Regions from separate parts of the Mus musculus genome. Here region 1 is linked to region 2. The links are chromatin contacts, found by Hi-C or POLR2A ChIA-PET in ENCODE. All regions are on one chromosome and are shown on one strand. The core of a region is the stretch at or near the end of the contact, and the rest is flanking DNA. Distances in the headings are between cores, read along the strand shown.

What was found. Hi-C counts contacts between places; a loop is a spot of excess contacts on that map. ChIA-PET counts read pairs that join two places held with the same protein, here RNA polymerase II (POLR2A).
Region 1: POLR2A ChIA-PET joins it to region 2 with 23 read pairs in Patski. The contact joins the promoter of Stx8 here to the promoter of Usp43 in region 2. A Hi-C loop is called at or near these places in 1 of 37 maps with a recorded cell type or tissue (left cerebral cortex). POLR2A ChIA-PET finds 5 or more read pairs at or near these places in 1 of 5 experiments (Patski).

What each region holds. Positions count from the first base shown.
Region 1 is chr11:67,963,363-67,968,243 of GRCm38, reverse strand. Stx8 (syntaxin 8) reads right to left here and starts at 1,786. Exons shown (of 8, transcript NM_018768.3): 1 at 1,727-1,786. The coding sequence starts at 1,743. It overlaps Cfap52 (cilia and flagella associated protein 52), which reads left to right and starts at 2,602. Exons shown (of 14, transcript NM_027963.2): 1 at 2,602-2,722. The coding sequence starts at 2,653.
Region 2 is chr11:67,920,425-67,925,341 of GRCm38, reverse strand. Usp43 (ubiquitin specific peptidase 43) reads left to right here and starts at 3,189. Exons shown (of 15, transcript NM_173754.4): 1 at 3,189-3,797. The coding sequence starts at 3,294. Cfap52 (cilia and flagella associated protein 52) reads left to right here. Exons shown (of 14, transcript NM_027963.2): 14 at 74-536. The coding sequence ends at 249.

The DNA.
Region 1 (4,881 bases), core at 537-3,036, 44 kb before region 2:
AACTAAATCCTGTTGCTTAGGAACGGGACCTAACTTAAGTGCCTCTAGAGCTGGGGAAAGGAGAGATGACTGATGAGAGAGGCACTCGTACGGGCTGGGCCACAAGAGGACAATTTGGGCCGACTCTAAACAAGACTAAAGCAGATTTCCCTATGGGAAGGAGGAGCCGAGTCTAAGCACTGTGGAAGGCACATGGCATAAGCAAAGATGAAAGAAGAAAGCATGCCTGGCACGTTCTGCCACGCGGTGGTCCTGGGAGGAAGGTATAGTGCAAGCAGGACAGATGAGCAGAAGTCAATTCTCTGCACAGCGTGGCACGGGGGTCTAATGAGATCAGACTTACGGGAGAATTTTACCCAAGACACTGAAGCATTTCAACTCTTTTACTGTTAGTCTTAACTGTTTGACTCAGCGGCTTTCTCGTTTGCCAGCTGAAAGCTTTCTGGTCTTGCTGGGGACCAAACCCAGGGTGTCTTGCGTGTGCTAAACAATCGTTCTACAACCGGGCTAAAATTTGAAATAAGTTATGTACACTCAGATGATGCACTGATACACATTAAAAATCATGTTTTTAAGACTACCTTTTAAGGACATGGAGAAATGCTCCCTCCCTGCTTTGTAAAATACAAGCAGGATATAGATCCAAACAATAAATGCATTGGAAAAAAAGGTGAGCACTGATTGCTTCCGAGGGATAGGGGTGCTTTTTACTCCCTTCAGATACTCAGCAGTCTCTCAATTTTCTACCAGGGGTGTATACAATAGTTAAAACTTTAGGACAAAATTCAGCACTTGGCTGGGCTTGGTAGCAGAGCCACCATTTTGGAGACTGAAGCAAAAGGGTCAGGGATTCAAGATCAACTTGGGCTCCCCGAGACACTGAAAAACAAACCAACAACAAACAATTCAGCAACTGGCCCAAATAGCCTAGATCCCAGATAACTCTAATTCTGACCTTGGGATCCACTCTCTTAATATTCAAATTTATCTGCCATCAAACAACTACAAATTGTACCGGAAACACCACCATAAGGCATATTCTCCAACACAAACTTTATAGGAATGCAGTGTTATAAATTATTCATCAGGAAGGTCAGGACTTTATAGCAATTTGTTCCTTGTACAAAGATGTTTTTCATCATTCTCTCCTTGGGGTCTCTTTGCTGAATAAATGGACCTTATCAGGCACTTCCTACTTCGTGCTGACATAAGTCTTCATGCTACTGATGCAGGAAAAGTGCAAAATTTCCCCTCCCAATGTCCTACAAGTTTTCTGTGAAAAGCCCATAGCACCCGTGCCCAACTAGCTACTAACTGGTGACCATGGAGTGTGAACTTCAGTTTATAACCTTTCTGGGGATTACTGGGTGAAGGGATACCCCACCAAAAGGTTATTTTGACCTCACTTTTACAGGAGCCTGGGGAAGTCTATGCATGCAGTCAGCCACAAGCATGATGGGCAAGAAGCCCCAGAAAAGGGGGGCAAATATTCGATTGCTCAAGTCCCAGCTCCCCCAGGTCATAGCCTACCCTAGGACCACAGAGTTAGCACCGAGTAGGCAGTACGTGGCTGAGTCCCCTCAACAGGGGGAGGATTCTCGCTGATCTTCATCCCTAAGGCCGCCAGCCTCAAGCTCAAAGATGGGCAGGGTCTCTGCCAGTCCCTGGAAGCCAGTTCCACCCCCAAGTTAATCCCCATACTCTGCTGCCATCACCGGCAACTCACCAGGGGTCCGGGGCCATGGTGCAGTCTCCGCCCGCAGCTGGGACACTTCCTGCTCGTAGCAGCTGACTACGGCGGCCCGTGCGGCTCATTCCCCGCAGTTCGGAGAGTGCGCGACCCGAGCCCAGAGTTTGCAAAGTGAAACCTGTTTTAATTGACCTCAGAACGACGTCCCCGCTACCCAGAGCGCACCCCTAAGGGAGTGGGTAGCAAGAATCTATTTTTGTTAATTCACATGAATTGCTGGACGCAAGAAAAATAGTTAAATTGTTGAGCAGAATCAAAACATTTTCCCAGGGAATGGAAACGCGTCAACCCCGGCTCTCTGTATTTTTCTTCTTAATTCAAAACAGCAAGACAAGCTGGGTGTGATAACTCAAGCCTGGAATTCCAGCACTTGGATGGCTGAGGCAGGAAATATACATACAGGCAACATATGTACCATACATGCATGAATACATACATACATACATACATACATAAAAATAGTTGCATACTGTACTAAAACGTTTTTAGTGATTTTTTTAAATTTTTCTTTTAAAAAGAAGTATCAATGCCATGTTTTTTATAGCAACCTATTCATCATAGGCAATTCTCTGTGCTCAATTATTCTGTGTTCAATTATTTTTAATAATCATCACGAGGGGCTTAATTGTATAGTTTTTAAAAAGTCACAGACCTGTACACGGGAGAGGAGGAAATTTACCTTGTGCACTTAGCGTCAACCTACCACCTACATTTCCAGAATGGATAAAATACATACTAAGGAAGTCCTCCCAACATTTGCAAGAGGGGAAATCAACTCAAACACAGTGGGCTGGGTTTCTGCTCCTGCATGAACCTAGCACGCATGCGTGCGCCAGTTACCATGACGACCAGGAGACGCTGCACCCTGGAGTTGAAGAATCAATGAGCTGAAACTCTCCAGGATGGAAGAACAAGTTTTACCCGAGCTGGATGTAGCAGAACTGGAGCTTCAGGCTGTGATCGGCTTCAATGGTGAGACCTTGAGCAACCATGATTTGATGCCTCAGGGACAGTGAGACGCTGACCTGGTAGCGCCTGAGAGGCAGTGGGAATAGCGGCAAGAGTGTGGCCAGGCACCACCCGCCCCAGGATGGTGGCAGATCTGGGCCTCATTCCTGAGCCTCAGGAACTGGCATGGGTGTAAGAGCTCAGATAAAGCTCCTCCAGAGACCAAATGAGCCTAACTCGGTAGGAGTATGAATAAGGGTCTTTCCCAAAGTAAGAACTCAAAGGTTTAAGACCAGGATAGAAGGGAAGTAGGACATTAAGGGAGAAACCTTTTTAATTCTGGAGGGGCCTTCTTGTGGTGCTCACACTTTATTTGTGACTGTCGTGGTAAATATTGAGAGAGAAATGCTGTGATTGGGGGTCGTGTTTGGCGTGTAGCGAAAAGGCAAGGAGTTAAATTTTAGGGGGAAAATTGATTTTTTAAAACGAATGTAGTGCCTGAAAGCTTTACCGTTGAAAGGATGCGGTGCGGAACGATTACAGAGTAAATAAAGGTTTAAGCGCTCCTGGCATTAACTCTTGAGTCTTCGTTGCTCTGTGCTGCTTTAATTGAAAGCCAGCGTTTTCTGTATCTGAGCCAACACTGTCTGTAGAGATGGACAAATATTACCGATAAGAAGTGATCCCTGGAGAACTGCAAAAAAATATTCTGGTGAGCCGGTCAGTGCAAAGACACACAAGATCTGTGATTGATTTTTTTTTAAGTAATTTACTTTATGTGCATTAGTATTTTGCCCTGCCATATGGATGCTGAGATTGAACCCTGGTCCTTCGGAGGAACAGCCCATGCTCTTAACCACGGAGGCATCTCTCTAGCCTGTAACTGAATTTTTGCTAACACAGTAAGGAAAGAATCTTAAAGTGTATCAAAGTTTGGGAAAAGGGTTGCTTAAAAAAAAAAACAAACAAACAAAAAAACCTGCGTGGGTGTTTTGCTCAGAGCGCATATCTGTGAACCAGTGCCCAAGGAGGCCGGAAAAGAGCATCAGATCCCCCAGGACTAGAGTTACAGACAGACGTGAGTCCCATGTGAGTGCTAGGAATGAAAGCTGGGTCCATTGGGAAAGAAGCCAGGGTTCTTAACTGCTGAGCCAACTCTCGGGCTCCTTGTTTTATTTTTAATTATGTGTATGGGGTGGAGGAATGGACATGTAAGTGCAGGTGCTCGTGAAGACCAGGAGAGGGCGCCAGATCTGGTGGCAGTGAAGTTACAGGTGGTATGTCCTAGGAAGTGAGGTCAGGTCCTCTGCAAGAGTTGTGTACACTCTTGCCTAGACTTCTCCCGAGCCCGTGGGAAAAAGTTATTTATTGAAAGAAGCCAAGAAAAGACTGATTTTTTTTATTGTGAAAAGACTCTTTTTGAATTTAAATAGTCTTTAACCAGAGGCTAAGGATTGGGGTGCAGATCATTGCAAATGGCCAGAAAAGGGGGGGGGCTGAGAAATGGAGAGTGAAGATCCAGGAAGGGGGAGGAGGCGGGGGCGGGGACTAGACTTTGAGGTCAGAGTTTAGAGTTCACATGAAATTAATCATATGCTAGGCCAACCTAATCTACATACTGAGTACTGAGTTCTAGGATGGCCAAAGCAAAAAAAAAAAAAAAAAAAAAAAAAAAAAAAAAAAAAAAAAGTTGAGAAGTTGAATGCAAAATTAGAACTCATAGTAACAGTTGTGTTATTAAACTTGAATTTGAAAACGGTGATGCATATATGTAACTGTACCAGGTATTGTACTCTGATGTGAGCTTATCAAGTAAACAAACAGAATATAATTGTGTCAGATATGGAAACATCAGGCTGTTGCTATTGAGAGTCTGGTCACATTCAACCGATTTTTCCATTATATCTAGAGCTCTTATAAGTTAAAAAAGCAACAACAACAGATCGGTCAGGGATCTGCAGGCCAGATTGGTCCCACTGTGTGTTTTGTAAATAAAGTTCCATTGGAATTCAGCCATGTCCTTTGTATTGGTGCAGTCTATGGCTATTTTCACACTACACTAGCAGAGATGACTGACTGCAACACCGGCCGTATGGCTCAGAGTCTAAAATAAACCATATGGTTTGTTTTTCTGGCTCTGTAGAAAGAGCTAAGCTCCTGAAAAACATAATGGCAATAATAAC
Region 2 (4,917 bases), core at 1,940-4,439:
AAAAGCAAGCAGTTCCGTGAGGCCAGGGCTGTTTAGGAGTCTCTGCCAGCAACGCCATGCAATTGTGTTTCAGGTGGCCATGACCATCTGGTCAAAGTCTGGGACTACAACGAGGGTGAAGTGACTCACGTCGGGGTGGGGCACAGCGGCAACATCATGGCCATGCGGATAAGTCCAGGAAACCAGTATATCGTCAGTGTGAGCGCAGATGGAGCCATCTTGAGGTGGAAATACCCATTTGCTTCGTGATGGGCTCTGGATCTCCGCAGCTTCCACCCTGTGTCGAGCACAGGCCTGTCCAGGGCCAAGTTTGCATAACTCCAGAACCGGGTTTGATTTCTCACACCTATTTTTGCCCTATAGTCAAATTACTTTATCTTGAAGTTATTTGTTTACTTTATACAATATGTTAACACTTACTATCTTACATTGTATGTTGAAATTGAAATATACTAAAGAGAAAGTTTATCCTATATATATATATATGTACTGGATAAACTTTCAAATTATTAATAAATTAGAAGGTTCTGACCATGATCTCTTTTCTGTGTCTCACAAAATCCAAATCCACAGGCATTCTTCCTGACCTGTTCCCAGAGAAGGATGCTGTTTCCTTATAAAAATAAGATGAGGCGAGCTCACCTGTGCGTGGTAGACCAGGGCCTCATACACAGGGCTATCGCCCTAGTCCAAACTCACCCTTTAAATGATCAGTTCAATGGTGAAGTGGTATAGGTATAGGTATAGGTATAGGTATAGGTATAGGTATAGGTATAGGTATAGGTTTGAACCCAGGTCTTTGTGCAGGTGTATTAGTTAACTCCTGTATAGCTTGTGTCCACATACCTGACAGCAACAATCTAAAGAGCAATGACTTACTCGGACTCACTGCTTTGAACGTGGTGGCTTTGCCCCCAGCACTAGGGGAGACCCTCCTGGTGAGGCATACACACTCAGTCACTGAAGACGGGAAGGAGAGAGGAATGCAGAGGGCTCTCCGTACCCATTTGATTCCCTCCAGGCCCCTAGGCCACGTGATGGCGCCACTCAGACTTAGACTGAGTCTTTACCAACTTATTAATCCTCTCAAGAGTCACCCTCCCAGTCTCATCCAGAGGTATGCTTCAATCGCTTGCTGATTTTTAAAATATTTATTAATTTCTTAGTGTGTGTCCATTATAGCACACAGATAAAAGCCCAAAGACAATCGGGGTAGTCAGCTCTCTCTCTGCATCTTGTGGTTCACAGAGATCAAACTCAGGTCGTCAGGTAGCCAATACCTTTACCTGCTCTATTATAGCCCAAAGTCCCTCTGAAATATATATATGCAAATGTATGAGTGCACTATCATATGTTCACCTGTTCTCCAGAAGGGGGCATCAGATCCCTTTATAGATGGTTGTGAGCCACCATGTGGTTGCTGGGACTTGAACTCTGGACCTCTGGAAGAGCAGTTTAACCTAACTGCTGAGCCATCGCTCCAGTTCCCCCACCCCCAACCAGGTGATTCTTTTTTTTTTTTTTTTTTTTTTTGGATTTTTTGGTTTTTCGAGACAGGGTCATCAGGTGATTCTTAATTTGATCGAATCGACAATCAAAAATTAGCCTTTACAGCAAGCTCATAAACCAACTCTAGCTCCAGTTTTCGACTTTGCCAAGTAAGAATAGATTTCTGCTCAGACATTTATTGTGAGTCGTGAGACACACACCCAGGATTCCAGCACTCAGGAGGCTAAGGTTGAGAATGAGAGTTCCAGACAAACCTGAGCAACATAAGTGTGATGGACTCCCTCCTTCTTACCAACAACCTCCTAGCAAAACAAAAGCAACAGCCGCTCCCGAAACTGTTACCAAATGAAAACTCCCTGCTGGGGATCTTGACATGATCTCAAAGGTGAAATACCGGAGATGATTTATCAGAGTCTGCTATGACCACGGCACCTTCAGTACATCCGGGTCATGAAATGAACCTTATAAATTTATCAACTAGGTGGATGTCTTTCCCAGGAAGGTAAATGGTGGCTTTTTACACTTCAAGTCTCCACATTACAGTTTCTTCTTTATCCTTAACTTATGCAACTTTTTGGCACCAGGTAACTGCTGCAATTCTATGTGAAGATCGAGGAGGGATACTTAATAAATGATGAGCACTTATTATTAAATAGCAAGTCACATTTTTGGGTTCTGATGTAAGTCTGACTCCAGAAAGCTGCTGATCTCTTTTTGAGCTACAAACTGATGAGAAATTCATTTTGCAAGACCTTGCCTGATTAATTATAAACCTGACAGTTAAGGCATAAAAGGAGCAGAGGCCTCCAGGGTTACCCAGGGAATTAAGGGCGGGGCGAGGCCAAACTAATTCTGATTGGGTAAGGATACAGCCAGGCTTTAGCGTGGAGGAGCGAAGCAGCAACCGAGTAGGGGGCGCGCCTGAGAACCGGAAAACTTCCTGCCAAGCAAATACTGGGGTTGTAAAGAGCCTGAACTCTGCAGTGCACCCAGGGAGGGTCGAATTCCGGTTCCTCTCTTTTCACAGCCTCAACCTCGCTGAGCTCCCTTCACCAATGAAAACCAGGACGTTCAAGTCTCCCAAGTTTAAGGAAAATGAATGTAACCTATTGTGTTATTTAAAAAAACAAAACAAAACAGCAAGAAAAAGAAAACAAACTCCCAACCCACTAGCATTCCCACTCCCAGTTCAGGTCCTGGGGTGACCGGTGTAGGCAAAGGCTGCAAAGGAGGTGGCGCCACCTGACCGCATGCACCTGAGCCTGGGCTCCCCACCTGCACAGCTGCCAGCGCGCGCCTCTCGGGACACCTGGGCACGAACAGGGGCACCGCTCGCCGGTCAATTTTCTTAGTCTTCATCTGGCTTCCACGACCAGAAACTTAGCCAGAGCCAGGGCTTTGCTTCGCTGGGCGCTTCAGAAGGTTCCATCCCCGGGTTAGCTACGCTGTTTAGGGATGGGCGGGGAAGGCGAGCCGAGGTGAAAGGCCTGTTCCAAGGCGGGAAGGAAGGGCGGGGAAGTCCACTAGGCGGGCTCAGAGGGAGTGCATTCCCAGCTCCAGCCGCGGGGGCGGGAGCCCGGCGGCGGGCGCTGCCCTAGGGCCGGATTCCCGCGTGGGGCGTGGCGTGGCGGCCCCGCCCCTGGCTCCGCCCTCGCCCGGTGTCCGCACACCTGGCTCTCAGGTAGCCGGCGCCCGGCGCCTCCGGGAGGCGGTGAGGACCGGGAAGCTGCCGGCCCGCCTGGGGTCTCGGGGGCTGCGCTCCCGGACCACCGTGCGTGGCCAGCATGGATCCGGGCGTGGGGAACGCACTGGGAGAGGGGCCGCCCGCGCCCCGGCCCCGCCGCCGCCGTTCCCTTCGCCGCCTGCTTAACCGCTTCCTGCTAGCTCTGGGCAGCCGCTCCCGCTCGGGGGACTCGCCGCCCCGGCCCCCGGCCCAGCCCAGTCCCTACGATGGCGATGGAGAAGGGGGCTTTGCCTGCGCCCCGGGCCCGGCACCAGCCTCTGCCGGGAGTCCAGGGCCAGATCGTCCTCCGGGATCCCAACCCCAGATATCTTCGGGTGACGGGGCGCGTCCGCCCGGCGCTCAGGGCTTGAAGAACCATGGCAACACCTGTTTCATGAACGCGGTGGTGCAGTGTCTCAGCAACACCGACCTGCTGGCCGAGTTCCTAGCGCTGGGGCGCTACCGGGCGGCGCCGGGCCGCGCCGAGGTCACCGAGCAGCTGGCGGCGCTGGTGCGCGCGCTCTGGACGCGCGAATACACGCCCCAACTTTCCGCAGAGTTCAAGGTAGGCAGCGCCAGCCGCCCGCAGACTCCTCCGACCCTTCTGGTTTCGGCTCTTGAAAAGCGTGTGAACCATCAGCCAAGCCTGGTTCTTGGGCGGGGAGTAGGGGGTAGGTCTTCGGTAGACACTACTTAACCAGCCCAGCCTTGGGTTACCGCCTTTGTTTCGAGGTGACATGTTACATTATCATTTGCAAATGCTTTCTTTAGAAATTAGTTTCTTCCTGGTATTTTGGGCTGGGGTGGAGAAAGCTGGCAGCCTTAAGTGTGTCCAGCAGTTTTGTGGTTAAAAGCAGTTGTTGGAGTGGGACTTGCCGGCCAGGGTGAGTTAGAGCTTAGGATCTAGAAGGATGCAGCATGGGAAGCAGGTCCTTGAAGGCCAAGCTTTGGGAAGGAGGAGATAGAAGCGTGAGGAACAGAAAGCCGAGAAGGAACGGATCTAGGAATAATCCAGGTAGAGTGATCAATAAGTAGAAAGGGCAGAGGCCTGAAAGTGAAGCGTTTTGAAGGCAGGTGAAGGTCTTCAGATCGTGTATGACCTTGGACGCAGTGGCTTTGGATTATTTAAGTCCAGTGGGTGCTGAGAACCCGTGGGTCAGGTATTCTCAAAAGTAGGGAGAGGGAGTCGTTAAGAGTGCTATAGTAGAATGGTATCCTTTAATTTAATTCATACTAAGTCCTGACAGTATGTGAGCAGGAAGTGGCATTTGTTATCTGTAAGATTACAGTCCCCTTGCTGGGAATGCTTCGGGGTCATGAGAAGGCGTTAAAGTACAAATGTGGAGTCCCAGTCGGATGATGAAAGTGTTCCAGATAATTGATGCATAGGGTTTGCATCCTGCTGCAAAACCGCAGCTCTGGGCAGAAAGCTGAAGCACCCCCACGGACTAGTGATTGTTATTGAGGGTGAATATGACTGTCGGTGTTCATTCTGCAAACATACATGGTTCTTAAGTTTCAGCCTGAGAAAGCAGTCTTTGTCCCGTTATCTGCAAGGATGCTAACAACTGCCTTCCTCTCTGACCTCTGACCCTGAAGGAGCACAGTAGTCACACAGATGTCTTTATTATCACTTTTGGGCCACATTTGCTGTTCAGATATGATCATCAGTGTAGTATAGTGGT